Regions from separate parts of the Homo sapiens genome. Here region 2 is linked to region 1. Evidence: chromatin loops called from intact Hi-C (ENCODE). Cell type or tissue: dorsolateral prefrontal cortex. All regions are shown on one strand. Each heading gives the region's core, and the rest is flanking DNA. Links, peaks and the distances in the headings are about the cores only. Region 1 overlaps FMN2 (formin 2). Region 2 has its middle 64 kb from the start of FMN2.

Region 1 (15,969 bases), core at 4,055-12,054:
ACCTCAGGTGATCCACTCCCCTCGGCCTCCCAAAGTGCTGGGATTACAGGCGTGAGCCACTGCACTGGGCCTTTTTTCCAGCTCTTAAAATTGGTTACCCAATTCACATGTCCAGCTAGTTCAGATTTGTGGTACTCTGTCTTCTGCCTTTTTCATGTATCTCACTTTAACTGCATAGGGAGCATCTCACTTTAACTTTTTCACGATCTGTTCTGTGAAAGATGGTGTTTTCCTCCTTTATGGATTGGTGAAGGAACTGACCCTTCTTTGTATGAATTGGAAGGGCTGAGGCCATGGTGAGGTCTTGGTGCCTCTTCTCACCAGTGAGTTGCAGATTCCTGGCAGTCCTTTGTTCTCATCCTGGCTCCCTCTGCAGTTGGCATTGTCTCCACAGATGGGCCTAAAGTGTTAACATTGACCTTTTGAAGTCTGCAGAACACCCCTGAAGGATAAGACTGGCTGGGAAAAAAGGAAGTAATGTGCTTCCCATGTTGGTGGCATTAAACAAATAAAAAACCCAAACCAGTTGGTGGCAAAAACATTGATACAAAGAAACCCTTTCTATTTATCATTTTCTCTTTATCTTCTCCCTCAGTTTCCCTTGGCTATACACAGCAGTCTCCCACCCATCCATGGCTGTTTCCCACTCATGGACCCTTTTCTGGAGTCCCATGACATCCTATTCATCTCTCTGTCATCTGAATGCTTTACGTATTGAATTTTTCTGTTTATACATATACATGTCTTCCCCATCAGCTTTCAGAATTTCAAGACTTTCTGGCACATAGTATGTACTTAAATATTTGAGTGAATGATGAAATTCTTTTGCTGGAAAAGATCTAAATAAACATCTACTTAGCACATTAATGCAAGATTTGAGGGAGAGTTTTGTATGGGCTAAAACAGTTCTTGGACCAATTTAGGGGCTCAATACCAAGTTTCAAAGGTCATTCAATAGATTTGAACAACATCAAATAATTAACTTGAGTTTTCAAATTCATGGAGAACCTGGAGCAGGAGCAAGGTGTGTAGATGTGAATAGGGACTTGATCATTGTCGTTTCCTCTGTGGAAAATTAAATCCCTTCCCTTTCTTTGAAAATGTGAATGGCTGAGAGGAAACAGAGAACTGACTTTTTAGAAAGGCAATCAAGGCACAGAAAATCCTAGAAGAAAATATATGGAAGAGGATCTGGTAGAAATATGGTAGCTGACTTCCTACTGCAAGGAATAAAAGAAAAGAAAGAAACAAAGAACCATGGCAGAAGATTTTCATGTGAAAATCCTTTAAAATGCAGTTGTGCACTGGCTGAATACATTGTAATTCACCTTTGTTCCAAAAAAAGATTTGAGCAGCTTATAAATATGTAAAATGTACAAAAGGATCATAAAGGAATATAGATCAAACGAAAAGGAATTTAGGATGGAACAATAAAATGAAGCTGAGATAAGACAGCCAAGTGAAATGTATCTCATAAGGATCTGCCATTTTTAAAGGTAATTGGAAATTTAGCCCTCAGGTGCAAAGCAGAAAGGGGAATGTGAGTGTCTTCCTCAGTGTCCATGAGATTGAAAACACAGTCACTCACAGAAGCACAACTAATATCCCAAAGAAGTGTCTCTAATGGTTCCTAAGAGAAGAAATTCTGTGCCGTGCAATGTCAATACAACTCATTTCTTTTCTTTTCTTTTTTTTTTTTTTTGAGACAGGGTTTAACTCTGTCACCCAGGCTGGTGTATGGTGGCATGATCCCGGCTCACTGTAGCCTTCGTCACCCGAGCTCAAGTGATCCTTCCACCTCAGCCTCCCAAAGTGCTGGGATTACAGGTGTGAGCTACCACTCCCAGCTAATTTTTAAAATTTTTTGTAGATATGAGGTTTTGTCATGTAGCTCAGGCTGGTGTTGAACTCTGGGCTTAAGTGATCCTCCCACCTTGGCCTCCCAAAGTGCTGGGATTACAGACATGAGCCACCATGCCTGGTCCATTTCTGTGTTTTGTTCAAATGTTTTAACATAAGTTCGGTTGAGATAATGCAGAAATTCTATAAGGGACCAGGGGAGACTTGGTAGTATTCTATCTCTCTGAGCCCCTCACTTAATCAAGGAATAAAATGTACTGGAATAGACTGACTGTGTCTCCCAAAAATAATTACATATTTTCAACATGTAAATATATAATATAATATATATATTATATGATTAGGTTATGATTATATAATATAATATATATAAATTGAATATATATTATATATTGAATTAGATAATATATTGAATATTATATATTACATAGTATGTGCATGCATGTATGTGTATACATACATGTATATATACACACACACATGCCTACATATAGTTTTCATAAAATTGGCCTTGATTTTCTCCTGCGCTAACTAGAGCCTAGGTGTGGCTGTATTTTGTTGACAATGAGAGGCAGAGCCTCAGTACTATTAAATAATCAAATAAGCAGATCATGGAATTGGCCTCATTTAGGAAAATTCAGGTATTTAACCTCATCTTCATTTGTGGAAAGACATGGTATATCAGAATTAAAAACATCTTGCATTTATTAGGCAGCCAATCATAAGTCATGCTATTTAAATGAAGTTTAATGAATTCTGTTTCAGTTAAATTGACTGGATTTGAATCAAACTGGTATATACCATTAAAGAAGCTATAATATAATAATTTTATATAGCTGCATTTTAACTTAAAATGTCTGTTTAGAGACTACTTCATTCATTTTTAGAAGGCATATTTTGTATGTATATTTTAAAGGGAGGTTTATTTTCCATTCTTAGCTGAGAGGCATATCCCGCTCATTGTCTTACTGTCTTCTCTCTGTAAATACACAGCTCATCCAAGTATGTTTTGTTTCGTGAGTGAAAGGCTTATTTTGTGATGGTAAAGAGGTCAGTCCTGAAACATTTGGAGTCCATAGGGAGTCCAGAATTTTAGATTATGCTCGGAATTTTGAGGTAACTTTTTAAAATGGAATATTTAACCTTTTTTTTTTTTTTTTTTTTTTTTGAGACTTGCTCTGTCGCCCAGGCTGGAGTGCAGTGGCGCGATCTCGGCTCACTGCAAGCTCCGCCTCCCGGGTTCAAGCGATTCTCCTGCGTCAGCCTCCCGAGTAGCTGGGACTGCAGGTGCCCACCACCAGGCCGGCTCATTTTTGTATTTTTAGTAGAGACGGGGTTTCACCGTATTGGCCTGACCTTGTGATCTGCCCGCCTCGGCCTCCCGAAGTGCTGGGATTACAGATGTGAGCCATTGCGCCCGGCCTGTTTTTTTTTTTTTTTTTTTTTTAAGAACATTCTGGTTTCTTAATTTTAAGGATGGGTGAAGGAGGTGGCCATTTTAAATGTACCCTTGAGAGCTCTCTCACCAGGTTAGTCTTTGAAAATAATAACCATTCTAGTGATGAATATTCGATGGAGATGATCAGTCTGTCCTAGAGCTGGGTTTAAGGCAATTCCTGAAAGTGCCCTGGATCCTGGGAGGAGGAGAGTGTTGGGAACGTGGGAGTCGGGAGTTCCGGGAGTGATCACTTTCATTTAGGGAGCTCTATGAAAGTTGGAACTAGGCTGATATCTCAGATTCACCTATCTAGTGACTCCACTCTTCAGCCATTACTGGTACATCAATTTCTCTCCGCTCCCTAAAGGACACTTTCGCCATTTTTCATGTTCCCTTTACTTTCTCCCTCCTATACCTTCCCCTTCTCTTTCTCCCTCCTATACCTTCCCCTTCTCTTTCTCCCTCCTATACCTTCCCCTTCTCTTTCTCCCTCCTATACCTTCCCCCTTCTCTTTCTCCCTCCTATACCTTCCCCTTCTCTTTCTCCCTCCTATACCTTCCCCCTTCTCTTTCTCCCTCCTATACCTTCCCCCTTCTCTTTCTCCCTCCTATACCTTCCCCTTCTCTTTCTCCCTCCTACACCTTTCCCCTTCTCTTTCTCCCTCCTATACCTTTTTCCTTCTCTTTCTTTTATTCTGTATTGTTTTCTTTTTCCTTATCATGTATTTTTCTCTTCTCTCCCAGTGGTTCTCATTTATTTTCCCTTTATTTTTCAGTGAAGTTATTCTGTACATCTCTTTCATGTTAAAATCTTGACCCTCTAGAACTCCTATTTTCCAGCTTATGATTTTGAAGACAGCATTTCAACCTGCAAATTTCTCTTCTGTGTTTTAACACACAGATTCAAACAAATAAAAACTATAATGAAAGGGATGGGATTGGGAGAATGAATTCAGTTCAGGTAGCCATTGAATTAGACAGAGAGGAGCTGAAAGTTTGGGTGTAGGTGTGCAGAATATTTTGCTGATGCATCTTTCTAATGTGGTTTTCTAAGTACGTTTTTCTGATAAACTGCACTTGTTCTTTACCATCAGAGCCCAGAAGTTTACTTTTTGGGTCCAGTTACCGGGTCAAGGACTATAGAACAAAGCTAGAAAGCATTTTATGCATTTCTAATGTAAAGAACTCTTTGTGTACCACCAGGAGAGCCTTTAGGCTCTTGTGGCACGATCTAAATAGAAGAGGAAGAGAGACTTTTCCCCACTGGTACAAAGCCAAGACTTGTCTTGAGTCTATTGTGTTTGGGAGGATTTGGAAGTGACGAAAAACAATAGAAAATGAGAGCGTTCCGGAGTTTGGATTTGCTTTAATATTAACTGTTAACTAGCTTTGCTGTTAAAGATCTTTATTAAAATTTGGCTAACTCTGGTGTTAAGTTCAGAGTAGAGATTTGTCAATATAAGAGAAAAGAATCCATTTTTGATTAGCTCAATGATATGCTATATTTATCTGGGAAAATGGTTGTATTTTAAGGCCAGTTGTTTATTGCCACTGTGACACTTACTGGTAAGTGACTGCATCATGCTATTCTCAGTGAGTTTTGTTTTAAAATATATACTCCTAGCTGAGATTCAGAAAATAGCTAAAGGCAAGGCAATATCTATATTGTCTCTTGTAAAATCCTTACTCTCTCTTTCTCTGCCCAGGATACCCCACTTTTCCTGGTGGAACCCACTTTCATGTTCTTATCATTGTTTTGATCTTTCATTTATTCTTTCATTCACTCCTACAATTACTCAACAAATATTTTAAGCACCTACTAAGTACCAGGCACTATTTGGATGTGGGGGACACAACAAGAGGAAAAACTGACAAAAATTCTTGCTTTCACAGAGTTTATGTTCTAGTGGAATAAGAGGTATAAATAAGTAGGCAACCAAATGCATTATGGAGTATATGGTGTGATGATCCAGGTTACGAAGAAAGTAAGGGTGAGTGTGTGCTGAGTGCCAAGGAGTGGGTGGGGTCGCTGCTTGAGCAAAGCCCCGAAGGAAGCAGCCACAGAGTGGGGCTTGCAGATTTTGGGAAGAAGAGTGAGTGCAGTGCTCTGGGCAGAGGCAGTAGCCACTGTGGCTTTGGCGGCCCTATGGAAGAAGCATGACTGGTGTGTGACAAGACAAGTAAGCTGGCCAGGGTGGCTGGCCTGGTGAGCAAGTTGGGACAGATGGAGGTGGGTAGAGAGGCTAGGGAGTAACAGTAGTTGAAACCAGGCCTTGTGGGTCCCTGTGGAGACAGATTCTCATCTGAGTGAAATGAAAACTTTCATTGTAGCTTAACAGTATGTTAAGCTGTTTAAATACTAAATGCCTTTTATTTTTCTGTAGCATTGTCACATATATCAGCTACCATGTGGCTAAATTGGAAATGTCAAAATGACCATAAAGAGTGACTGCTGGCCGAGCACGGTGGCTCATGCCTGTCATCCCAGCACTTTGGGAGGCCAAGGCGGGCGGATCACGAGGTCAGGAGTTCGAGACCAGCCTGGCCAACATGGTGAAACCCCGTCTGTACCAAAAAAAAAAAAAAAAAATTAGCTGGGTGTGGTGGCGGGTGCCTATAATCCCAGCTATTCGGGAGGCTGAGGCAGGAGAATCGCTTGAACCCAGGAGGCGGAGGTTGCAGTGAGCCAAGATCGCGCCGTTGCACTCCAGCCTGGGTGAAAGAGCGAAACTCCATCTCAAAAAAAAAAAAAAAAAAAAAAGAAAAGAAAAAAACAAAACCAAAAACAGTGACTGCTGTACCTTGTGTCCAGGGTCTGGTCTGCATGCCAGTCAGGGGTGCAACGCGACAGTCAGGAGATATAAACTCTCGTCTTCACCTTGCCAACAACCACTTGCATTATGGGCTTTGAATTTCTCATCTGAAAGGTGCAGAGGATGGATGAGATTAGTGGTTTTTCAGGCTCTGATTCATGGAGCATGAGGAATTCCTTGAAGGCCCTTTCATTTTTATTTTTATCCTAAAGGCCCTTTTATTTTTAAATTTGCACACAAGCTTCACTTAGAAGAAAGTGCCCTCTCGCTTACGAAAAGAAATCCCTGACTTGGTTATGCCTTAGGTCTTTTTAGAATGATGAATTTGCAGTCTCATAGAATCTCAGATGACATGAGGACTAAAAGAGAAAAACTGCTTCAGAATCCCTTCTTACTCAGTGTCTCTTGGTGACAGTGTTCGTTATCTCTTGTTGAAATCAAGGGGCAATTTGACAACAGTTAGATGAGGCTTTTGAGCTCCCATCCTTCAACCTTGGTGAAGTGGCTTCTATCGTGATACAGACTTCAGCTAAGTGAATAATATAATCTGTGAAAGTCTTAGAAGGACTTTCTGGCACAATTTAGAAACTAGCAATCGAGACAAATAAGGATAGTTGATATATAGAGAAGGGCATAGGAATATCCCAATTTTTAAAAATGACATGAGCATTCTCATTGTATGTATTATATATATTGAAAAGTAGTCATATCCTAATAACCCAGTTATATAATTGGAAGAGAGACTGGATATTTTTTGGTACTTATGGTTAATGATATATTTTAGTGAAAGTTTTATTTTCTGATTGAAGAAATAGGAAAATTGTCCTTTAAGATACTGACTGTCTGCTTCCTTTCCAATCTAGAATCTCAATCTGCTGTTTCAGAAACTCCCCAAAAACGCTCAGATGCTGTCCAGAAGGTAAGATGATCTTATTAGGATGTCAGATTCCCATCTGTCTTATTTGTCTTAAGATTGTGACAGACTCTGCGATTTATCTTTCCATCTGCCCGGCTGGCTAGGATGCCCTTGTTTTCCCTAAGCCTGCAGTGGAATCCAGTCAGGCAGAAGGGGATGTTTTCTTCCATTTATTTTTTGCATACAAAATCAGCCTTGAAATGGAACTGAGTACAAGCTTTTCAGAAGCTGTTTTATTCTATATCCAGCCAAAGAGTTGGGCCCAATAACAGCGGGCTCCAGCAGGAAACGGTGGCCACTCCAGGGAGAAGTCTGCGAGATGTGCCTGCTCAAACAGTCCCATGGCTATGATCTTTAAAAAGAAATCTGTCAGAGCTTTGCTAAAGTCAAATAAGGTTCTTATTACTTTGGTGGATGAAACATTAATTAGTATCTGTTTAATTTCCAGGAAACTATTTTTTTTCTGTTACTGTATTAGTCCGTTTTCACACTGCTGATAAGGGTGTACCCAAGAATGGGCAATTTACAAAAGAAAGAGGCTTATTGGACTTACACTTCCACATGGCTGGGGAGGCCTCACAAGTTCATGGTGGAAGGCAAGGAGAAGCAAATCACATCTTATGTGGATGGCAGAAGGCAAAAAAGAGCTTGTGCAGAGAAACTCCCATTTTTAAAACCATTAGATCTCGTGAGACCCATTCACTATCATGAGAAGAGCATGGGAAAGATCAGCCCCCATGATTCAGTCATCTCCCACCAGGTCCCTCCCACAACATGTGGGAATTATGGGAGCTACAAGATGAGATTTGGCTGGGGACACAGAGCCAAACCATATCAGTTACCAAAGAAGCCAAATTTTGTGGGTTTTTTTTTCTTACGCTAAAATGCAAGCTATGCTAAAATGGATTTCTTATTAAAAAAAAAAAACTGCAAGAAAGGAAACGTGTATGGAATAGTAATTGTGGATAGCAATTGCTCTTTTGGATATAAAACCATTGCTTACAAACCAATTTACATTTTCACCCAACTATGCTTTTGTCAGTAACTTAGTATTAGAAATGAACAGTAAAAAGATGTGTTCTGTTCTGTTGGTGGTCTAGGAGAAAATGAGGAGACACATACTTGGGTTTTACACCCGGATCTATTTCTGATTAGTGTGATGACAACAAGCTTAGATTACCTGGGACATAGGGTTCTTCTCTGTAAAATTAAATTATTGCTGATCTCTGATAACTCATCAAATAAAGTAACTTCCCTTTAGAAAAGAATCCCTGTGTTATACATGAAAGTTGTGCTCCCCCTGGAGGAGAAATTGGGGTACAACATTGGTTGAAAACAGCACCTGGGTGCTTTTCAAAAATGCGGCTAGGTTAGCTATCCTTAAGGACAGTTCATTGAAAAAGCAAGTTTTTCCAGCTTATTGTTATGGGAGCAGAGGGCTACATCAACTTGGTGGCACTTGGAGAGGCACGGTGGGCTCAACTGATGGTTCCTTAATTATCTGCAATGATTAGCCCACAGCGAATAAGAGAAAGAAAGATAAAAAGGTAAAAAGAAATAGTAAAGTCAGCAGTTATTAAGAAAGATAGTACCCTCAAATCTTCCCTCACTTTTTAAGCCTTTTTTTTGGTGTGGAAAGCATGGCTAAATTGTGATTTAAAGGGATACATTAAGTTTTTCTAAATTCTTATGTTCAGGACGTATATGAATCAATTGTTACATACGATAATGTCAAAGAGAACCTGAACAGGAAGTATTTGATAATATCAACAATGATAAAACATGTACAGCATTGCTTTCTATATTATGCTATTTCAAGATACATATTCATGTGTGTAACATTATAGTGTTTTTCCTGAGCGATGGACCATGGTAAAATATATTGCAATAAGCAGAAAACCTAATGGAGTAGGTTATTTAAAAACACTTGATTTTACAACTTGAAGACTCAAGGGTGAAATAGATTGAATAAATGTTACATCTTATCCTTGTTGACAGTGAAGTGTCTGGAAGTCAGGAAAATTAATTGAGAGGGAACAATATTTGGAAGCAATCGATTTTAAGCACCCGACAATGACATCACTTACTTTTGGAATCATTAACTCTTTGTCATACATTTATTTTACGGGCTGATTCTTTTCTTAGATGATATGGATATGTTTCATGACAGGCTAAAGTAACTGGCCGTAAAGGGGATAGGGAAAACTCAAATTAATTGTCAACCTACTGTATACCTGTTCTTTTACTCTATTACCTTAAGAAATCCTCACAATAATCCTTTAAAGTAACTATTATAATGCGCATTTAACTGCTAAAGAAAATGATTATATGAGTTAAAATAACTTGCATCAGATCACAAACTTGATAAAGGGTAGGCTCGCTATTTGAGTACAGATCTGTTTGATTTTATACTTATACTATGATAAAAATTATACTTTTACATGGGTAATCACCCGATGCCAAAATCGTCAGATGAATGAGATGAGATTCTAAATTTATTTTATTATATGTAAACTCTACCATGTATCAGTTGGATGTCCAGATACATTATAGAGGCAAATAGGTATATTAGTTCACTTATACATTTTGAAGTTTTACTAGAACTTTGATGTGCTAAGTTGTGTTAATTTTACTAACTTTAGTGCTTTGTTATTATGTAAAAAAAATTATTTTTCATGGAAAGTCCTTGCTTTTTCCTTCTTAGTCACTAGATGGCAGTTCTGTATCTCTAAATGCAGCTGGAAATGAGAGGTTTGAAGGCAGTTTTCTCAGTATGAATGATGAACCTAAGAGATTTTTCTGGTCCATCAGCGTTGCCTGCGTTCTTCTGTGGTCGTAATGTGAGATCCCCAGGACTGCTTAGTCAGAGGCTTGCAGCCGAGTTGGAAAGCATCCTCTCTAAGTTATTCTTCAGATGTGTGTTCAGACACCTGTTCTCTCAATCTGAGCACATTGGAATTTATTGAATGAGTTTTGACTTTTACTCTTTCTGTAGTTAATAATTCTGAGAGTGCGATATCCCTAGAAAAAACACATGACTCATAAAGCCTTTCCTCAACTCACAGGAGTAGAAGGCTGTGGTGTTGCCAGAGAGTCTGATGCTTAAAGCAAATACAGCTGGCACTCAAGTGAAAAGAACGGACTGTAGCTACTCCTTGAATGCTTTTATTGATGACCCTGTGGAATTAGGTTTTCAAATAAAATTACATTCTTGAGACCTCACTTACTGATTATTTTAATTTCAAGTAATATGCTCTGAAAATCTGCTCTATCTGAAGAATTATGTCATAAAACTGAAATGCGACTGTCTTTTGATTCTGTTTATTAAAATCTTTGCCATTTGAAATATTTAAACTGTAAAGCCTTTTATACTCTGTAGTATATAATAGCTTAGTGTCAATTATTTTATCTAAGAACATTTGCTTCTAAGTTAAAGATTGGTGTATGGTAACATGCTTCACCTGGTAGCCACCTAGTTTCTAACTTTTTGCTTTTGAAATTATATATACAATTTTTGTTTCAAAGCATTTTTCTAAAACTCTTGGTATCTTTCTAATATACATGGACTAGCTGGAAGGGAAATAGAATAACATTTTGATTTTTAAAAACTCTAGCTTTGGGTAAGAATTGAAAATAACAGGTAATTGAAAGTCAGGTCTTTGAACATTATAATATTTATCATTTATCAATAGTCACATCTATTACAAAGTGCTAGACAATAAAAAGGAATTAGACGATATCAGCACTGTCTTCCCCCATATGTTGTATGATCTATATGCAAATAAATTCTCAAGTGTCAGAAAAACGCTTTGCTCTGATCAGCCCTACCGAGTCCCCTCATTGCCCAATCTAACTGCAAATTTATTTGAAGAAGTAAATATTTTTTTACTGGATCTCCTTAAAGTATCTGTTATAGTACTCTTTATGCAGTGGCCACTCAGTTCCATTAGTTTCAGAAATAATTTAGGAACAAGTCAAGGAAACAGATGGAGTAATGTGGAGTAGCCTTGTGGATGGTCTTGGTTACTCAGAAACAAAGTTTGAAGAGCAAAAGAAGCATTGGTCAGATCAAAAGAAAGTGGAGTAAAAGTGATTCTGAAGAAATAATGCTGGAGACTTAATAAAACAAGCCATTTGAATTGGGGTAGAATGTCTTAGACATATAGAAAGTTTCTAAAGAAACATTGTTGAGTATGAGGTCTTTCTCAACTCCAAGGCAAAAGGTAATATGAATTTGCAAAGTAATTGGAAACCAACAAAACAATAACCCACAAGACAAGTAAATAACTAAAATAAGGCGGAGTAAGAAATACAAGTCTTAAAGGAGATAGAGAGAGAGATACTTGGGTCTGAAACCATGAGTTAGTCATCCTTGAAGTCTTCCTCAGTGTCTAATCATTCTTAGGTCCTCAATAAATAGTTTAACCACTAAATACTCTGACCTAATGAGTCTGGGAAGGGGCAAGCGAGAGATGGTTAGGAAGGGAAGAGAAGACAGGATACCCTTAGGGCAGTGCTGACATTGAAGATAGGTAACATTTTGAAAGGTATTCACCATACTATGTTAAGAGAAAGAAAGGATTTTTTTTTTTTTGGTGTGGGAATAATTTTTATTCTGTAGAAACTCCAAGGAGCTCAGAGAAAAATATAGACGTTTTAGCTTAGAAATAATCACAAAAGAAACTCTTCTATGAGTTTTAAGAATGAAAACCAGCTAACATCTGGAAAGCAGTTAGAACTTGAGATGAGAATGTGAAGAAATAATTGGATGTCACAGATTGTTTTTGTTTTTCCTTGGGGTGGTCAGGCTTGGGGGTGAAATGAAGTAATATCTTTGCTCTATTGAGTTTTAGATGGTGTAAAACTAGTTTGCACTATGCAACATTATTAATGGCCTGTGGAGAAAGGCAAACAGTCCAAGCAGCTAATCCAATGGGGGTCGTGGAGCTGATAAAAGTTCTCTGCTTATAAAGGAGGCTTGTCCTTTATTGAACATCTGCTGACCTACTGTGTGCAAGGTATTTGTGGTAGATATTGAAGGAAATACGAAGAATTATAAGACAAAATCTTGGGTATTAAGAAGCAGACAGTTAGAAGAACATACCTCTTTCACGTACATGAAATGATTTGCGAGATGCAATGTAATTCTGCCAAGATAAACTTAACAAAAAGGGTGAAGGTTGTTGAGAGACTACAATTAAGGGCAATTTCTTAGGAAGGGTGAAATTTAGATCAAATCGTCATTTTTGGATAGATGGAGGGAAGAAGAGTGAGTATTTCAGATCAGAGAAGAGAGTAAAGGTAGAAAATTGGAAGTGAACATGGCACTGGGTGTGGGGCCAGGGAGAAGCGCAATAGTCCAGGTGACCTGAGAGGCAGCTCAGCTGGCAGCTGCCCTGGAGACCCAGGTTTTGCTTTCCTTCTCCCGGGCCTCCTTGGCCTGCAGCCTGACAGTGCCTTAACCCAGAGCCCAGTCTTATCTGGATTACTGCAGTATTCTCCCGATGGGTCTCTCTGCTTCCAGTCTTAACCCTTCTAATCTCTCCTCCACAATGCCTCCAGAGTTATCTTTCTAAAATCCAAATTTGCTGATGTCTGATATCTGCTTAGACTCATCCAGTGACTGCTCATAGCATTTGAGAAAATGTTCAGACTCCTGAGTTTGACACATGGGGTTTTCCCTTGCCATCCTCAGTCTTCAGCGTTATCACTCACTATTTCCTGTATGATTGGCTGGCTTGTTCCAACCCTAAAAAATACACTAGTTTTTTTGTTTTGTTTTGTTTTTGTTTGTTTTTTGTTGTTGTTGTTGTTTTTTTAATCTTTAGGATCCTTCATATCTGTCTTATACATGTTTCTTCTGCACTCCTCTTTTTAAAAATCTACTTCTATTTTTTAATCTAAATTTGTCTAAACTTGATTTTGTTCTAGACACTGGACTTGAGAAGACTCAGTCTAGGGTGCATTTCAGGAGTGGTAGAACATTTGCTTATATTCATACCATAGTGGTTGAGGATCTGGGCTTTGGACCAGTTTTCCTGGGCACAAATCCCAGTTATTCCACTTTTAACTGGGGAACTGTCAAAGATGAACAAAGTCAGACATTAGTTAAAATGGTAAGGACAGATTTTATATCAGTGGCAACTATTGCGCTAGGGAAGAGTCCAGCGTGAACTAAACTCAACTTTGATTTGTACAGAGGTGACCAAGCATTTTAAAGGGAGAATAAAGGAATAGGGAGAAGGGTGAGTGGAGGCTCAGGAGACTCAGAAGTGAAAAACTGCAAGGGTTCATTAGTGTAAATGAGATTAGGCCAGCTGTGTCTACTAACTGGCAGTTATAAGTTAGGAGTCTGTCCTCCGCCAGAGACTAGGAAAGAGGCCCCATCCTCAGGTGAAGGCTGAAACAGTAAGTTGTTTTGGCAGCCTTGAGTTTTCTTAGGCAGTAATTTAAAGAGCGGTAGGATTATCTTTGGGATGCAGCCTTTAGTTGGTAGAAACTATGTTAATGTTTGCTCAAGCCTTTACAGGCCAAGGCTAAGGCCTAGTTGAGAAGAGGGCTCAGAGGAGCCTGGCTAGAGCTTGATCAAGAAGAGAATCTTTGTTAGAATTTAAGAATAGCATTTTACTCTGTGTGCCTTAGTTTTCTCATCTATAAAATGGGTATAATAAGAATTCCTATCTCTACATTTTTTTTTTGTGAGTTTTAAATATATTTATGTAAAATGCTTTGGAGGAGTTCCTGGCACTCAAAATGTTAGCTCTTTATCATTATTGTTGTTATAGTTGAGCAATACTCTGGTTTTGAAAGTTGCTTTCATTGCATAGGTGGTCCTCATTATTCTTGGATTTGCATGTATTTGCGAACTCACCTACTTGCTAACATTTATTTGGAGCCCCCAAATCATATTCATATGGTGCTTTCACGGCCAATCACAAACACGCTCCAAGTGGCAAGAAATTTGAGTTGCTTGACGTGGACTTTCCCAGCTGATGTTGAATGAGGTGAAGCTCTGCTTTCTTCTTTCAGCTCTCATTCTGTAAATAAGAGTGTTTTTGTGGCTGTTTTTTCATGTTTTTGTGCTTTTTCTTGTTGGTTTTACTGTTCGAAATTGCCTCCAGGCATAGAGCTGCCGTGTTGTCTAATGTTCCTACGTGCAAGAAGGCTGTGATGTGCCTTGTGGCAAAAACACATGTCAGATAAGCTTTGTTCAGGCTTCAGTGATGCTGCTGTTGGCCATAGTAAATCAGCAATATATATTAAATAAAGTGTCTTTCAGCAGGAACACACATTTAAAAAAGGTAATGCATTGATTGGTTGACAAAAATGTGACCAGGGGCTTGCAGGAATCTAAACCTGTATTTTTTCTAGAAGCAATATTCAGTATTCACTAATTTGATGTTCACAAAGACTTTATAGGACAAAACTACTGTGAATAACAAGAATTGACTGTATCTTTTTAAATTCTCACAATAAGGCTGGGTGTGGTAGCTCATGCCTGAAATTCTAGCACTTTGGGAGGCTGAGGTGGGAGGATCACTTGAGCCCAGGAGTCTGAGACTAGCATTGGCAACATAGGGAGACCCTGTCTCTACCAATAATAATAAAAAAAACAGCTGGCCATGGTGGCATGAGCTACTTGGGAGGCTGAGACAAGAGGATCACCTGAGCCCAGGAGGTCAAGGCTGCAGTGAGCTATGATTGTGCCACTGCACTCCAGCTGGTACAACAGAATGAGACCCTGTCTTGAAAAAACCAAAACAAGACAAAAACCCAACATTCTCACAATATCCTTTTGCAGTAGGCAGAGTGAGTGATGGAGTCTCCACATTTTATGGACTATTCAAGGTCTTATGAGCCTAATAGAGGATTTAAAACGTTTTATGCTCAGTAGTCGGGAGCCATGAGTTTTTGAGGAATGAGCAAGACAGTTTAAGGAACAATTACCTGGCAAGGGAATGTAGAATGATAGGAAGAGGGAGAGTGGAGCCAGTTAGGACCAGCTATTAAACTCTCAAAGTAATTCCATTACTTCTCAGCTAAGGTGCTGATGTGATACAGGAAAAGTGGCAACCAAGAATTGAAATGATGGGTTTGGTAACCATGTCTAGGGTATAAATTAGGCTGTGTGGTTTGCAGACTTCAGTATCAACTGGGAGCTGGTTAGATATGCAGATTCTCAGGCCCTACCCAGACCTACTGAACTGGAAACTGTGGAGGTGGGGCCCAGCAATCTGTGTGTGTTTTTTGGTTTGTTTGTTTTTGTTTTGATACAGAGTTTTGCTCTTGTTGCCCAGGCTGGAGTGCAATGGCATGATCTCGGCTCACTGCAACCTCCGCCTCCCAGGTTCAAGCAATTCTCCTTCCTCAGCCTCCCTAGTAGCTGGGATTACAGGCACCTGCCACCATGCCCAGCTAAGTTTTTGTATTTTTAGTAGAGACAATATTTTGCTGTGTTGGCCAGGCTGGTCTCAAACTCCTGACCTCAGGCGAACCGCCGGCCTCGACCTCCCAAATAATCTGTGTTTTAACAAACCCTCTAGGCGATTCTGGTGCACATTGAGCTTAAGAGACAATGAATTAGAGAAATGATCGAAAGATGTTCCCAAGCCTAGGTAAACTACAGGACAGGCAAAGGAGTATTTTGTTGGAGGATAAGATGCTTGATATTATGAAACATACATTTGGTCTTAATTGCCATCTCCTGGCATACAACTCCTAAAATCCTTGGAATCTTCGAAGAGGTTAAGTGTCTTTTTATATGCTACTGTTTGTTGTCTGGTAACTTCAGGATGGGGCTGGTCCACAGAAAGACCAAAGCATAGTAATAGGGTTGGGACTTTCTGCCCCACCCCCCAGCCTCGGGAACTGGGAGGGGCTGAAGGTTAAGTTGGTCACCAGTGCCCAGTGATGTAGTTAATCGCACCTACATCATGAAACCT
Region 2 (15,969 bases), core at 3,727-11,726, 160 kb before region 1:
TATGAGGTTAAGATTTAGAATTTGAACTTCTTAGAAAGAATTTTAACAAAATTATTTGCTACTTAGGAATTAAGTATGTAAAATATATATGTTCATGTGTACTTTATTTGGCAATTTTAAAATATTGTGGTGGACTGGATAAAGAAAATGTGGTACATATACACCATGGAATACTATACAGCCATAAAAAGGAACAAAATTATGTCTTTGCAGCAACACAGATGGAGCTAGAGGCCTTTATTCTAAGTGAATTAATGCAGGAACAGAAAGCCAAATACTGCATGTTCTCATTTATAAGTGAGAGCTAAATATTAAGTACACATGGACACAAAAAAGGGAACAATAGACCCAGGCCTACCTTGAGGGTGGAGGGAAAATGAGGTTTGAAAAACTACCTGTCAGGTACTATTCCCACTAACTGGGTGACAAAATAATCTGTATACCAAACCCCCACAATACACAGTTTACCCACATAACAAATCTGCACATACACACCCTGAAAGTAAAATAAAAGTTGGAAAAAAATTATGATAGAATGAATGTAATGTAAAATTTACCATTTCAACCATTTTTAAGTGTATGGGTCAGCGACATTCAGTGCAATCACACTGTTATGCAAATAGCACCACAATCTTTTTCAGAACTTTTTATCATCCCAAAGTGAAATTCTGTGCCCACTAACAATTAACTCCCCTTTCCCCCACTATATCCAGCTCTTGGTAAACTCCAGGCCACATTCTATCTATGAATTTTCTTATTCTAGGAACTTCATATAAGTGGAATCATGCAATATTTGCACTTTTGTGTCTGGCTTATTTCATTTAGCATAATGTTTTCAAGGTTATCCATGTGGTAGCATGCACCAGAGCCTCCTTCTTGTTTAACGATTAACAATATCCCATCACATGTGATGATGTGTACTTCCACAGTGAATAATTTAGATAGTCTTCTCTACGAACACTTAACTGAAGGGCAAGGCAAGTTATTCATAAAAGAGAGTAGAAATAGCAACATGAAATTCTCCCTAATTTAACCAACCTTCTAAGTAAAACACAAAAAAGATGAAGAGAAATCAGCGCTTATTTGCTTCTCAAATATCAATCATATGGAAAATATTCCACCAGGTGGTGCAATAAAAATATTGGAAAGAAATTCCTCAACTATCTGTTGGGAAATGCTGGAATAATCAACATGACTTCTATCTTATATTTATATATATATTTATATTCCTGGGCAGAAATGAAAACTTTATTTACTCAGGTTTGTCCCTTTTATTTAACTCTGCTTATTTTGATCAACTATTTAATGGTAATAAAAAGCTCTGCATTTAGCTTATTTTCCACTTTGTTTCATTGAACTAATAGAATATGTAGTTTCCTTTTGGTGTTAAGTGGTTTATGCTCGGCAGTATGTGGCTCGCTATGTAAGTCAAAGACTAAGGACATGTTGATTTGAAAAGAAACATCTGCTCACCTTAGTTTTAAAAAGATAGAAAGGAGATTAACTTCACTTGAGGCAGATGGAGTGCTGTCCCCTGAGGAAGCTTGACAGCCTCGGTGCACAGGGTGGGTGATGGTTTCACCTGAGATACATAAATAAACTCTCCTCCAATACTCTTTTTCACTTGTGATAGTTTATTTCAATTAAAGGAAGGCTTTCCCCTGCTCTGTAATGAGTGACTCTTGGCATGAAGCATGTGAGATTTCTCCATTCATTAATTTGGTTTTCAATCTCAGATTTTCAACTGAAAAAAAAAAAATACATAAAAAGAAAATGACCCAGCTGGGCACGGTGGCTCATGCCTGTAATGCCAGCACTTTTAGGAGGTCGAGAAGGGTGGATCACATGAAGCCAGGAGTTCGAGACCAGCCTGGCCAACATGGTGAAACCCCATCTCTACTAAAAATACAAAAATTAGCCAGGCCTGGTGGCGCACGCTTGTAATCCCAGCCACTCGGGAGGCTGAGGCCAGAGAATTGCTTGAACCTGGGAGGCAGAAGTTGCAGTGATCCAGGATTGACCACTACACTCCAACCTGGGTGACAGAGTGAGACTCAGTCTCAAGAACAATGCAGTCTCAAAAAAAAAAAAAAAAAAAGAAAGAAAGAAAGAAAGAAAATGGCCCTTCCCTGTTTGAATCCAGGGTTTTATACAGCTCTTCAGATGGTCAGTCTAAGTGTCCCACAGCCTGATTTTCTTATGTTTAATGCATCCATAGAAATTTTGTTCCCTGAAGCACTTCTCAGTTCTGAAATGCAAAATGCTGGGGAGGAGAAATTAATTGAAAGTCATGCTGTGGAGGACAAGGTCTTCTTTAAGGTGAAGAATCAAGTTGATCCAGCACTGTCCCCAGAGACTGAGTCGTCATAGATCTCCACTTCAAATACTGCCCTCCTCCCTGCCCACATTATCCCGATTATTACTCACTAATCCGTGAGAATGTCTGGGCAACTTAGGGAGTACCTCCACTACCAACCTTCATATACCTTATTTTGTTTATTCTTTAGCTAATAAGAAAACAGAAGGGAGGAATCATCTCATTTTCTTCACTCAACAGCATTATAGTTAGACTGCAACTAGATACAAATTCTGCTTTCACCACTTACTGTGCAATTTCATGTATGCTACATACCTCTCTTGTCTCAGGTTCCATATAAAACAGAGACAATAATGGCTTTGCAAAAGCAATTGCAACAGAAGCAAAAATTGAAGAATGGGATCTAATTAAACTAAAGAGCCTCTGCATAGCAAAAGAAACTATCAAAAGAGTGAACATACAACCTACAGAATGGGAGAAAATTTTTGCAATCTACCCATCTGACAAAGGTCTAATATCCAGCATCTATAAGGAACTTAAACAAATTTATAAGGAAAAATAACAACCCCATTAAAAAGTGGGCAAAGGACATAAACAGATATTTCTCAAGAAGACATACCTATGGCCAACAGTCATATAAAAAAAACTCAACATCAATGATCATTAGAGAGATGCACATCTGAACCACAATGAGATACCATATCATACTGGTCAGAATGACTATTATTTAAAAGCCAAAAAATAAGAGTTACTGGCTAGCTTGTAGAGAAAATGACATGCTTATGCACTGTTGGAGTGTAAATGAGTTTAACCATTGTGGAAGACAGTGTAACAGCTCCTCGAAGTCCTAAAGACAGAGATACCATTAGACCCAGCAATTCCATTCCTGGGTATATACCCAAAGAAATATAAATCATTATATTATAAAGACATATGGACATGTATGTTTATGATTTGCTATTTATTCACAATAAGAAAGACATGGAATCAACCTAAATGCCTATTGATGATAGACTAGACAAAGAAAATATGGTACATATACATGGAATACTATGCAGCCATAAAAAAAGAATGAGATCATGTCCTTTGTAGGGACACAAATGGAGCTGGAGGCCATTATCCTTAACAAACTAACACAGGAACAGAAAACCAAATATGGCCAGTTCTTACTTGCAAGTGGGAACGAAATGATGAGAACATATGCACACATTGAGGGGAACAACAGACACTGGGACCTATCGGAGGGTGGAGGGTGGGAAGAGAGAGAGGATCAGGAAAAATAACTAATGGACATTAGGCTTAATACCTGGGTGATGAAATAACCTGGGTAACAAACCCCCATGACACACATTTACTTATGTTACAAAGCTGCACATCCTGCACATGTACCGCTGAACTTAAAAGTTACAAAAATTAAAAAACAGATAATAATGGTTTTGAAGATTAAATAATAATCCATGTAAAGCAATAATCATCATGAATATACATAGTAAATAGTAACTTAGGGTTCTTTGAATCCACTGATTACAAGTTATAGGAAGAAGGCATTTCTCATGATATATTCACTAGTGTAGGCCACTGTCTAGCAGCTATCAGGGTGTCTGGTACATGGTAGAGGTTCAATAGCGGTGCTGAGTGAGTCAGTGAATAAATGCTTAAAGTTTTATCCTAAGTCACTTGGATAATATTATATGTAAAGTAGGAACATAAAAGATATTTTGTATTAAATTCAGGCTTCTTTCTTTCTTTCTTTCTATCTTCCTATGTCTCTAACCAAAGTTACTTGTGTTGTATTCAGATGTGGAAAAATATCAAATGAGGTGATATTTACTTAGAAACTTTTAAGTGACTTTATCTACCAGATGTCACAAAGGCTTAGAAGTCAAAAAATATCTAGACTTATACCTATATTAAGAAAAGTATTATAACATTCTTTATGAAACCAGATTTTAAAAAATGGTTGTTCCCAACACAGAAACTTCTATAAAGAGAGTAGAAAGATTACAAAACCTAATATTTTAAATGTAATTCAAGAAATCATTTACAAATTGATAATAACATAGCCTCCATGCTTAAATTAGAAGTAAAATGGAAACTCAAGAAAAGAAAAATAAATGAAAACCAATTATATGATAAGTTCCTCAAAACCTTTAAAATTAAGAATGAGAAGGATGGCTGATGTCAGTGCTGTTGGTTCTCCCAGAACCCTCCTCTGTCAGCTTAATGACCTGTCTCTACAACATCAAATGCAGTTCACTTTGGTTCTTTAATGATAACTTCATATGTATAAAATGTAAATTATTGTTAACCATGAGACCTTTATAAATGGTCAATAGGAAGGCTGAGTTTTGCTTTGGGGAAGCTCGGGCCAGAACTGAACACAAAGACAGCATATCTCAGCTTCTGCACGTTGCATTCATCGGGTTCAAGCCATGGCAAATGAACCGCTTGTGACAATGAATTCATTTTTCCCATGCTGGATATAAGATGGAAGGCATTGTGAAACATACAAACAGAGAAACATTGATTTGCGGGTTTGCAACTGCTTGAAAGGATTTGGAGAATCATACTGCAGGGCTTACTTGCAGTTTTGAAATCTGAAGACTCTCAAGTTGGTGTGCACGATTTCCTTAGCCAGCTGAGAAACTGACCCACATGCCGAGTGCACTGTGTCCGCACTCAACCCAGTGTTGCTATTGCTGTTTCCTATTTTCTCTTGCGTGCATAATCACTGCTATGAAGTACCAGAGTAGCTTTGAAAGTTGGTCATAGGCCGGGCACAGTGGCTCACGCCTGTAATCCCAGCACTTTGGGAGGCCGAGGCAGGTGGCTCACCTGAGGTCAGGAGATTGAGACCAACCTGCCCAACATGGCGAAACCCCGTCTCTACTAAAAATACAAAAAAAAAAAAAGAAAATTGCCAGGCGTGGTGGCGGGTGCCTGTAGTCCCAGCTACTTGGGAGGCTGAGGCATGAGAATGGTTTGAACTCAGGAGGCGGAGCTTGCAGTGAGCCGAGATCATGCCACTGCACTCCAGCCTGGGTGACAAAGCGAGACTCTGTCAAAAAAAAAAAAAAAAGAAGGAGGGAAGGAAGGGAGGGAGGGAAGGAGGGAGGGAAGGAAGGAAGGAAGGAAGGAAGGAAGGAAGGAAGGAAGGAAGGAAGGAAAGCAAGCTGGGCATCAGGTGGCCTCAGGATATATCCCTCATGAATGTCTCATGATGGAACTTTATACATTATGCACATTGGGCAAAATTACAAGATGGAGCCATGGGAATGAAAAAGTGAATGGAGAGCAAATAACCCTGGTTCCTAAGAAGATGGGAGCTCAAGGGCAAGTCTGTAGGCACCGGCTAAGTGGGGAAAGTGGGATATGCCTCTAATAGACAAAGTTGGAAAGGAGGAAACCAACCTGATGATAGGCCTGCCCCCAGGTAAGGAGCAGTCATCCTAATGCCAAATCCCTGGGGGATGTGACACCCAGGGCAGGACAGCAATGACATCAATTTCCAAAGGTCTTGAAACTTTAAGTGTTGAGGGCACAGTCTCTGACACTGACCATATATGATGGATGGGTTCCTTTCGGTTTCAGGAAAGTTCGTTTTGCAGGAGGCAGAGACCAGAGAGAGAGGGCAGGGTCCAACCCACTGGAGAAGAGCAGCAGGAGCCAGGCTTGGTGTTTAAACCCCTGCCACATCAGCAGAGAGCAAGAAAATCTAGGATTAGACAAGATTCAGACATAAACCAGGAACCAGGCAAGAAACTCAACCACATGGACACAGATTATAGGTTTATAGAGAGGCCTGCAGCTCCCTGGGCAATGGATAACAGTGTTAGGCATCAAACCCCAAACCAGACACCTGCTTTCAGAGCTAAGGGCCTAGTGGACACCAGGCTTCATTCTCACCAGCTCAGAGACTGGGCAGGACCAATTCTGCAGAGGGGCAGGGGTGGGGCAGGAAGAGGTTGAAGGAAACCTTAGGATCTATGTTATTTCTCTATCAATGACTCAAAAAGAGTCCCTCCATTTTTCACAGATATTTTAAATCCTGAAATGGCAGGGAGGGGACCTTGCAGTGATTTTTACTCTTGTGGATCTTGGAGTATCATTGTTTGTTTCTTGGCAAGTGACGGAGTCCTACTTAGCTCTGTTCTGAGACAACTAATTAGAGTTGGATATTCAGCGAAGCACAGAAAATATGCACAATGGTCAACAAAACTACCCAGAAATCTTGAGTTGACTTTTTTTGTTTTTTTTCTTTGTTATATTTGTTTTTGTATTTATGTGTTCACCTTTGTATTTCTAGTATCATTGTCATGGTAGGTACTCAATATGTTTTTATTAAATGAATGAATGATGTTTAGCCAAAATTCACGATCTGATTATTAACCTTTACCTATGTAACCTTTTAATACCATGACATAATAGATTATCTGTTACTGATTAAATTTTAGTATACATGGTTACTATGAGAAATGAAACTCTTACAGTCAATGGAATGAGGCATTACTGTGTATAATTTTCTAAAATCTTTTGGAAAAATAATAAAATTGGGTGCTTTTAAGTGTATGTTTAAATTAAAAAATAATGTATGCCAGGAATATTTGAAGATTTAGTATTTTCTTTTCTACCTGGAGCAAGACTTTAAAAGCTTTATGTTATGCGGGCATTGATTTTCAAAGCTCTGCCTTCAAGTTAGAAAAAAATCCCTACACAAGGAGTATATTTTCATTGTAGAATTTTTAAAATAAAATGAAGCAAGAAGAATCAAAGTAGCAGAAATAATCTGTAATTCTAATACTAAGAGATAATCTATATAAACATTTTGTCTGTATAGATTCCCCCCTTTCATATCTATAATTCTGTCTGCTTGTCTATCTACCTACCTACCTACCATCTGCTTGTCCCTTCAATCATATATATGTGTGTCTGTGTGAGTGTGTATTTCATTGTGGATGCAAATTTCTGTTGCAAAATGTAATTCTCCCCTCCACATATTCACCTCATAAAAAATGAGGTGAATAAAGGAAATATTAGGTGGGTCCAGTCTTGTGGTCAGATGTGTATGTCTGACTCAAAATATAAATTAGGTGTTAATCTTCTAATATATATGCTATATACTGTCAAAGAGTGATCTCTGGGGAAAATGTGATTATTCATTTTTTATTTCTCTAGAATATTTACTATTTCATTTGAAATTCTTTCAACTTTTGCTTGAAAAATTGCTTTTTATAGAACGTTTGATGCCGAGTCTCTGAGGGACTCCACTGCAAAAGAGCCACGCCACTTCACACTTCTGGTCTGTAGGTGGCAGTGGCCACCATCCTACAGCCGTGAAATCCACTGAGGTCAGGTTTTTTTAAAAAAAAACAAAGATCAACAGGAAACCTCTAAAACAATAAAACTCTGTTCATCATTTTGCAACAATATAACTTACAAACTCATTACAGTTATATATCCCACTCTTTTAGACTATTCCATGTTCCTTTCCAGCTAAACGTTGAAAATTGGGTAAATAGTCCCTTAATTCTGTACTGTCCTCTTTCATCTTTCTCCCATTTTCAGTAGCAAGAGCATTCTGAAGGGCATTTCTACCAATTTCTGCAATGTGCAGCATGAATGTTGGATGCTAACACCAAATATTGGGGCACACACTTCACTGCACAGCTGGTGATTAATTTATTTTTCCTAGATACACGAGTTTCAATATCCAAAACTGTTAGACATTGGGAAAACAAGCTTGAGCATGTTATTCTTATAACTTTAGGAAAAGGTGCTAATTACTGGCTAACCTCCAAAGATACTGTACTTCAGTGAATATTTTATGTATATTATATATATTTGCATGTCCTTTATATATGTCCTTTCTCTATAAAACATATATAGTCCTATCTGTAATAAATAATATATACAGAATAAAAATTGAATTCTACTATAAATGTGTTTTTTGCTTAATAATATGTCATGAATATTGATCCCATTGATCAAAGTTTAAATTTTGAATAGCTATAGCACCTGTTTAGATTTGAATTATATTCTCACTCTCTACCACAGATATGTCATGCTTTGCCAATTAGTATGAAGAGTGGCTTAGAATCAGGACTGGTATTGTGCCTTCCGTAGCCCTAATAGACTGATAGGTACATTAATTAGTAATGCCTGAATTAAATTAGTGATTAATTCAGTTTCTAGTTTAGTTCTATTCATACTTGTGTTAAGTGTTAGATATTTTTTAAAGGAATCAAGAAGGTATACAAGTTAGAGAGATGAATTCTGCATAAAACAAAAATCCTAAAAGGTTATAAACTATTTGCATTTTCACTCAACATTTTACGTGCAACAGTTAGTTCTAGAACACAACAGGAATCTTATCATGCTTCTGGATGGGAAGATGCTGAACTGTAATCTGTCTCTGCATTTAACAATAAAATTTAAAGTAAACCTAAAAGAGGTTCGCTCTGATAAATGCAACATATACTACCTTTCATATCAATGGGAACATCAACTAGAGAACACTGATTACACTGTAGGCCCAGCCTGATGTAATTTTTAAAATCTGAAAATTCCTTGATACAGTATTTAGGATTCACAATAAACAAAAATTAGTCTCACAATATTATCTTCATATTTAAAAAGCATGTGGTTAATATCAATTAGTAATTAATATATAAGTAATAGACTGTAAATATTAAAAATTATAAAGGTATTGCACTTTCTAACTCTACCCTTTGGCCATGGGAATTAAATACATCTAAATTCTGTATTTAAACATTGAAAAAAGCTCAGATGACTTGAATCTCTAGGTTTTACAAATCTTTTATAATTTTTAAGAAAACCAGAGTTTTACCTAAACTAAGCAGAGATTTCCACAAGTATATTAATTATTCAATCAAAAAAAAATCAGTGTACCAGCCCTTACAAGCTAAAACCCACTTCTATCTAAAAATGACCAGTCATTGGAATTCTCTCGGAGAATGGCAAGAAACTGAAGCAAAATAAATAATAAAAGCAATAAAAATTCAAGCACTTTGGCAAAATAGATAATTCACAAATATTTTACCCTTCTAGAGTTCTGTTTTAAATTTCATATAAAGTATTCCTTTTGAAGAAATTATATTTGAAATATCAATTCTATTTCAACAATTTTCATTACAAAAATAATTTTTGCATAATGCAGTTATTTTTCTATTCTATCAAATGGTCCAAAATACCACCACAATGTTTATGTATTTACAATGAATATTTTTTAACATGCTATTTTCTACAATGAATGATTCTCCCACTCTTACACTCATTGTTTGACGTGGAACAAGATGAGCAGAGAGACAAGGGGAGCCATCCTGAAACTGGGCTATTCCACAGACCTGCTCCTTTGAGTCTTAATATCCCAAATACACTGCCAGTATCATCCAAACTTCTAAAACAGAAAATAACCCAAGAGTTAGCAAACAGCAGGAAATTTCCCTTTTGTGATTTAGTAAGGAAAATTTTCCACTTATATTAGCACCTGCCTGAGTTACAATACTAAATACTGCACTTTTAGTTCAATGGTTCTAATCAGCAAAAGCTGTTCAAGAGCCATGAACTTTATGTATTTATTTTTTTTGAGACTGAGTCTCACTCTGTTTTCCAGGCTGGAGTGCAAAGGCACAATCACGGCTCACTGCAACCTCACTCTCCTGAGGCCTGGGTGACCCTCCTACCTCAGCCTTCCAAGTAGCTGTTTGTTGTTAGATTAGATTTCTGGTGGCTGAGTCCACAGATGGTCACAATGTGTGGCTATGGCTATGCGTTATAGCATAGAAGGAATAGCCAGATGGTTCTAATGCCTAAAGCTTCCTTTTTTGCTTGTCCCTTTTATAAAGCTTGGTTCTTCAACCTCACTGTCAATTTTGTAAGCTAAGAGTAACTTTCCGACAAGTTTATTTACACCTAAGTTATCTAAAGTCATTTTTTGTTGTTTTCAATTGAGGAGTTTAAGTCATACAGAAAGTGTGAATAAGGCCTGGATTGTTGGCAATAGCATCTCAGGAGAATGTGGGGATTCTGAGACTTATTATCTAAGTAATTGGAGGTTGAAGGCAGTAAAAACCAGGCATGAGACCCTGCAGATTTACAGTACACAAGGTGGCAAAATAGCAAATCAAATTAGAGATTTTTTGGCACTTAAAATAGTATGCTCTTTAAAGACAATGTTTTAGAGTGTCATGGTGAATTTTCCAAAGAACAGGAAGACGGGTAAAAAGTCAAGGCCTAGAGTTTGTCTAAATAAGTGTAAGCAAAGGGAACAGCGAGCTCAAATCCTTAAATTCTCTTCTTGAGACAGACAAAAGTTTAGCATTTTTCTATCATGGTCCTAACAGTATCTCCTATGCCCCAGGGTAATTAAAAATTGAATTCAAATTTAGATCCAGGTGGCCCCTAATTGAATTTATAGATCCTCCTGGTAACTTAGGTTAAACATATGATCTGGATTAAAAAAAAAAAAAAAGGAAAATAATTCCAAGAATGTGAACTTACTGGAATATGCAAAGGACTCCAAGAACCTCAGCATTTCAAACACCCCCTAAACTTCTCTGTGTATTCAAAACCGGCTCCCACACATACCACACGTATCTGATGAAATTATTTATCTTTTCATTGAAGCTACAATTCCTTCCTTACATGAGTGAGCCGACTTTCAAACAAGAACCATATTAGCATTCCTACTTCATTGCCGGTAATATACAAACGGGGTTTGAAAAGCAAGAAGCAACTACTTTAAATATCATTGAAATACAGGTTGGGCACCGTGGCTCACACCTCTAATCCCAGCACTTTGGGAGTTCAAGGCGGGCCGAGCACTTGAGGCCAGGAGATGGAGACGAGGCTGGCCAACATGGAGAAACCCCGTCTCTACAGAAAATACAAAAATTAGCCGGGTGTGGTGGTGCACGTCTGTAGTCCCAGGTACTAGTGAGGCTGAGGCACAAGAATCGATTGAGCCCAGGGGGAAGGAGGTCGCAGTGAGCAGAGATCACTCTACTGCACTCCAGCCTAAGCGATACAGCGAGACTCTATCTCAAAAAAAAAAAAAAAAAAAAAAAAAATATATATATATATATACATATATATATATATATATATGCCAGAGGGAGATAAATACCATGAAAATACAGGGAACAATATTTCAGAAAAATTTCAGGGAGTCCAGTGGCCTGGCACCTGCCGGGATATCCCTCCATTTCTTCCGCTACTCCTAACAGCAAGTTCTAACACCAAGTGAGTCCCTTCTGCTTTTGGAGGCAGTGTTTGCTACATTTGAGTACACTGCCATGAATCATTTACCCATGTCTCCGAGAGGCTTCCAGCTTTAAGCACGACCCTGGGCAAAAGAATCTTTTCCAGATGAGTCAGGAAATAGTATTGGTCATTTTGCTTCCTGACCTTTATGATCTAGCATATCCAATCATGCTCAAAGAATCTGTAATGGGTCAGAAGACTCAATGGAATCCATGGCATTCCTGGATAAATAATAATAATAATAATAATAAAATAAATAAAAAAATTCACAGCGAAGGCATCATAGTTTAAGGCAAAAGTATGCCTTTTTCTGCTATTGTCCTTTCACTAAGTGGCTCTTAGCTTTCTACTACGCCTTGGTGAATAATAAACATCTAACTGTAAAGCCATAATTGAGCATACAACTTAAAGAGCACATTATAAACTAGTGCTATCATACCACACAGCTTTGAAATTTGGAATACTCCATGGTAATCCATCATCAGGTCAAAGTGTTATATGTCAAACCAGGCATTTGATAATTCTCATGTCGTAAACAAGTTCTTTGAACGAGTGACTCACAATCCCTTATGCCTATTCCTGATACTCTCTCACTACTCTCTCAAACTACCTATGCCCTCATCATTGCTCCCTACTAAAAAATACTAAGGAGAAAATAATACAGTAAGATCCTACAAAATATACATGCACCAGCCTGAAGTTCCATGCATACAGTAGGAACTCAATAAAGATTAATTGACTTGAATTGAATAAAACTGTTTGCAATAACTTTATAATTTCATAAGCTCCATTTTCTCTGATAGAGCATTATCTTAGTTTGTTTTGTGCTATTATAACAGAATACCTGAAACTGGGTAATTTATAAAGGACAAAAATTTATTCCCTCACAGTTCTGGAGTCTGAGGTGTCCACGATCAAGATGCCAGTAGATTAGGTCTCTGGTTCCAAGATTGTGTTCCCTTGCTACTCTCTAGAGTGAAGGAATATTGTGTCTTCACATTGTCGAAGAACAGAAGAGAGGGAAGCCACTCCTATAAGTTTTTTCTATAGCTGCATTAATTCATTCATTAAAATGGAGTCCTCATGATCTAAACACCTCCCATTAGGTCCCACCTCCCAACACTGTTGCACTAGGGATTAAGTTTCAACGTGAGTTTTGGAGGTGAAAAAAACATTCAAACCACCACAAACATATAGAAGAAAAACTCTTTCAGAGGGCAGAGTTTTGAAAACACCCCTCATCCATATAGCCTCAGAGATGAGTCTGAATAGATTTATGAAGACTGATTAATGGTTTGGCTAGAAAGAAGAAAATTGGAGGTTGGTGATGAAAAGTTTCGGAGAACAGATATTTGAAAGGACTCTCAGAATGAGCACAGATATCAGCATATCAGCTACCTAGTAGGAGGCTTATTGTATTGAATTCCACTCACAATGAAAGAAGAGCAATTTGTTCTTGCTTAATATCCTTATCCTGGGATTGATTATCTTTATTTGTCTCTCTCTCCATGTTATCATTCATGGATTTACTAATATCACAGGTCATCTATGTTTTCCAGAAACACTGATTGCTATCAAGAAAAATTGAGTAATAGATGGGCTCCCCAGGGGTTCACTAGAGCTATCACATACCATGTCATCATCCTGAACAGAGACTCTTATGAAAAGTTGGAGAAGTTATTTGAGGACTCAGTTAAAGATCAACTAACAACACCTTGCAAAGTTGAGATGTCCTGTATAATGCTGCATATATCTTGAATAAATGACCAATATATGATATTCCTCCAAATGGGTCTAAAATTAAGTGGTACTTCTTGGTCAGAATACATGGATCTAAAACCCAAGAGATAAATTTCACAACCACATGCAATGAAATCACATTCAAGAGTTTTGCTTCTCATTCCTATAACTCAGAGCACTGCTTGTAGAGTGTTTTAGATACCAATGAAGGAATCCTTAAAATCAAATACAAAATGCTTTTACTGATTTGGAAATGGAATTTTCCTCTGAGTCATTTCATGGTACTTTATTACAGGGAAATGAGCTAGATCGTTGTAGTTCTACTTGGAGTGGTTAATCCTAAGTACCAAGGAAAAATAGAGATGCTAGCTAATGGGAGATGGGAGATTGGAGAAGCATGGATGAAATCCAGGTGATCTCATTGGTCATTTTGTCATCTTTTCATGTCTAGGGATAAGAGTTTTTTAGGATGCACTTCCACTTAAACCAAGATGACCTAACAAGGACCAGATTTACTCTCCTGCCTCAACAACTACAAAGACAAAATATATGAAACAATAGTTTGTAAGACATTGAACATTAAGCAACAAGGGGCTGTGATCTCTCAGAGACAGAAAAGCCCTATGATTGCTCTGATTTACTGCCTGGAGAAAGTTTGCAGACTGTGGTGAAGGAAGGAAGAACTCAGGTAGGGCCCAGCAATCTTGCAGAGTTGAGGAGATGTGTCCGGCCACCTGCAGGGAACAAGACAACTATTTCACAGGACCGAATCCCGGCAGACAGGAAAGAATTAACAAAGAGATAACCCACATATTTGCAGAGCCCCCTGGTGTATTCAGTTGAGCACTGATCAGTGTGTGCATGTGAGCTACCCAAGACTGGAGAAATTTTTTAAAATTAAAGATTTGATGGCCAAAATTTTTTATAAAAATTGTAAACCCACATGAACAAAAAAGTCAATAAGCCTCAAGCAAAAGAAACATGGAAAAGCTACAGCTGCTGTTCAAAATGGCATTACTGTTCCAGACAAAATTAAATATAGACTTCGCTATGATCAAACAATTTCATTTCTGGTTATACACCTAAAGAGGTAAAAGCAGGGACTTGTGCAGTTATTTGTAAACCCATGTTCATAGCAGCATTAATCACAATATCCAAAAGGTGGAAGCAACCCAGGTCTTGTCCATCAGTGGGTGAATGGATAAACAAAAGGTGCTGTATACATACAATGGAATAATATTCAGGCTTAAAATGGAAGAAAATTCTGATACATATGATGACATGCTGAATATATGATGTTAAATGAAATAATCTAGTCACAAAAAGAAAATGTAGTATGATTCTACTTATATAAGGTATTTAGAATAGTCGAAAACTAAAGACAGATGGTTGAGCAGAGGTTATTAGTGGCTGGGTGAGTAGAAAGCAAGAAATTATTGTTTAATGGAATACAGAGTTTGGAAAGTTTGGAAAGATAAAAAGGTTCTGAAAATGGGTGGTGGTGACAGTTGCACAACAATGTGAATGTACTTAATGTCATTGAATGGTACACTTAAAATGGTTAGAATGGAATTTTATGGGCTGGGCATGGTGGCTCACACCTGTAATCCCAGCTCTTTGGGAGTCCCAGGTGGGTGGATCACCTGAGGTCAGGAGTTCGAGACCAGCATGGCCAACATAGTGAAACTCCATCTCTACTAAAAATATAAAAATTAGGCAAGCTTGGTGATGGACATTTGCAATCCCAGCTACTCGGGAGGCTGAGGCAGAAGAATTGCTTGAACTCTGGAGGTGGAGGTTGCAGTGAGTTAAGATCATACAATTGCATGCCTGGGCAACAAAGTGAGACTCTGTCTCAAAAAAAAAAAAAAAGAAAAAGAAAAAAAGAAATTTTATGTTACATATATTTTTTAAAGGTACATGAAGAAAATTACAAAAAGACACATTAAAATCAAATTTCTGGAAACTAGTGATAGAGAAAATCTTAAAAACCAATCAGAGAAAAAAGAATCACATGCAAAATAATAAACATATGTTGACAGTGGCTGCCTCTTCCAAAACAATGCAAGCTATAAAACCAGTTGGACAATATCTTGTAAGTACTGAAAGAAAAAAAAAGTCAACATAGAATTTTTTACCCAGCAAAAATATTTATTGAAAAATGAAGATAAAATTAACATTTTTCAGATATACAAAAGTGTTCATCACCAGCAGACCTGCATTAGGAGACAATTTTCCATGGTTCTCCCACATTTCCATGTCTTGCAAGTGAAGAACTGAGTATTGTTTGTTCCAGACTAAGGTGTTCATAATGTTTGTATAGCAGACAATTTTGGAAGGTAAAGTCTTAGAAGCATTGGGAGATAATATCTCCCTCTTGAGCAAAGGGTAGGCATGTTTCCTGTCCTGTGTAATAAAGATAATTTCACTCTTCAGAGAAAATAACAAGAATTTTTGCTGCCAATTATAAACATTTTGCATTACGTAAACTCTGGGCTCCTCTTTTGTAGTTCAACCCACTGTATGCATAGGGGTCATCTGGCCTTCTTTATGTCTCTCTTGGAAAATTAGGGCTTAGGGAACTAACACGAAAATGTCGATAATACTGTGTCTATTGCTAATACTGTGTG

Evidence for each region. A loop is a pair of places that touch in the nucleus more often than their neighbours do. Peaks named below come from ENCODE experiments on the same cell type or tissue, not always from the same donor. Only the 100,000 strongest peaks of a DNase experiment are listed, where the experiment ranks them.
Region 2: a loop joins it to region 1, with 3 times the contacts of the local background. A loop is called at or near these places in 31 of 110 quality-filtered maps.

The regions. Positions count from the first base shown.
Region 1 is chr1:240,181,233-240,197,201 of GRCh38, forward strand. It overlaps FMN2 (formin 2), which reads left to right. Exons shown (of 18, transcript NM_020066.5): 4 at 6,975-7,030. Among named protein-coding and RNA genes, the nearest start is that of FMN2, 97 kb to the left of the region's middle. In dorsolateral prefrontal cortex, for the core only: CTCF peaks have their summits at 8,313 (motif pointing left), 8,518 and 9,738 (motif pointing right); no DNase peak of the experiment used is centred there; H3K27ac peaks cover 2,082 bases.
Region 2 is chr1:240,019,532-240,035,500 of GRCh38, forward strand. No RefSeq gene overlaps it. Among named protein-coding and RNA genes, the nearest start is that of FMN2, 64 kb to the right of the region's middle. In dorsolateral prefrontal cortex, for the core only: CTCF peaks have their summits at 7,632 (motif pointing right) and 7,839; a DNase peak (open chromatin) is centred at 7,610.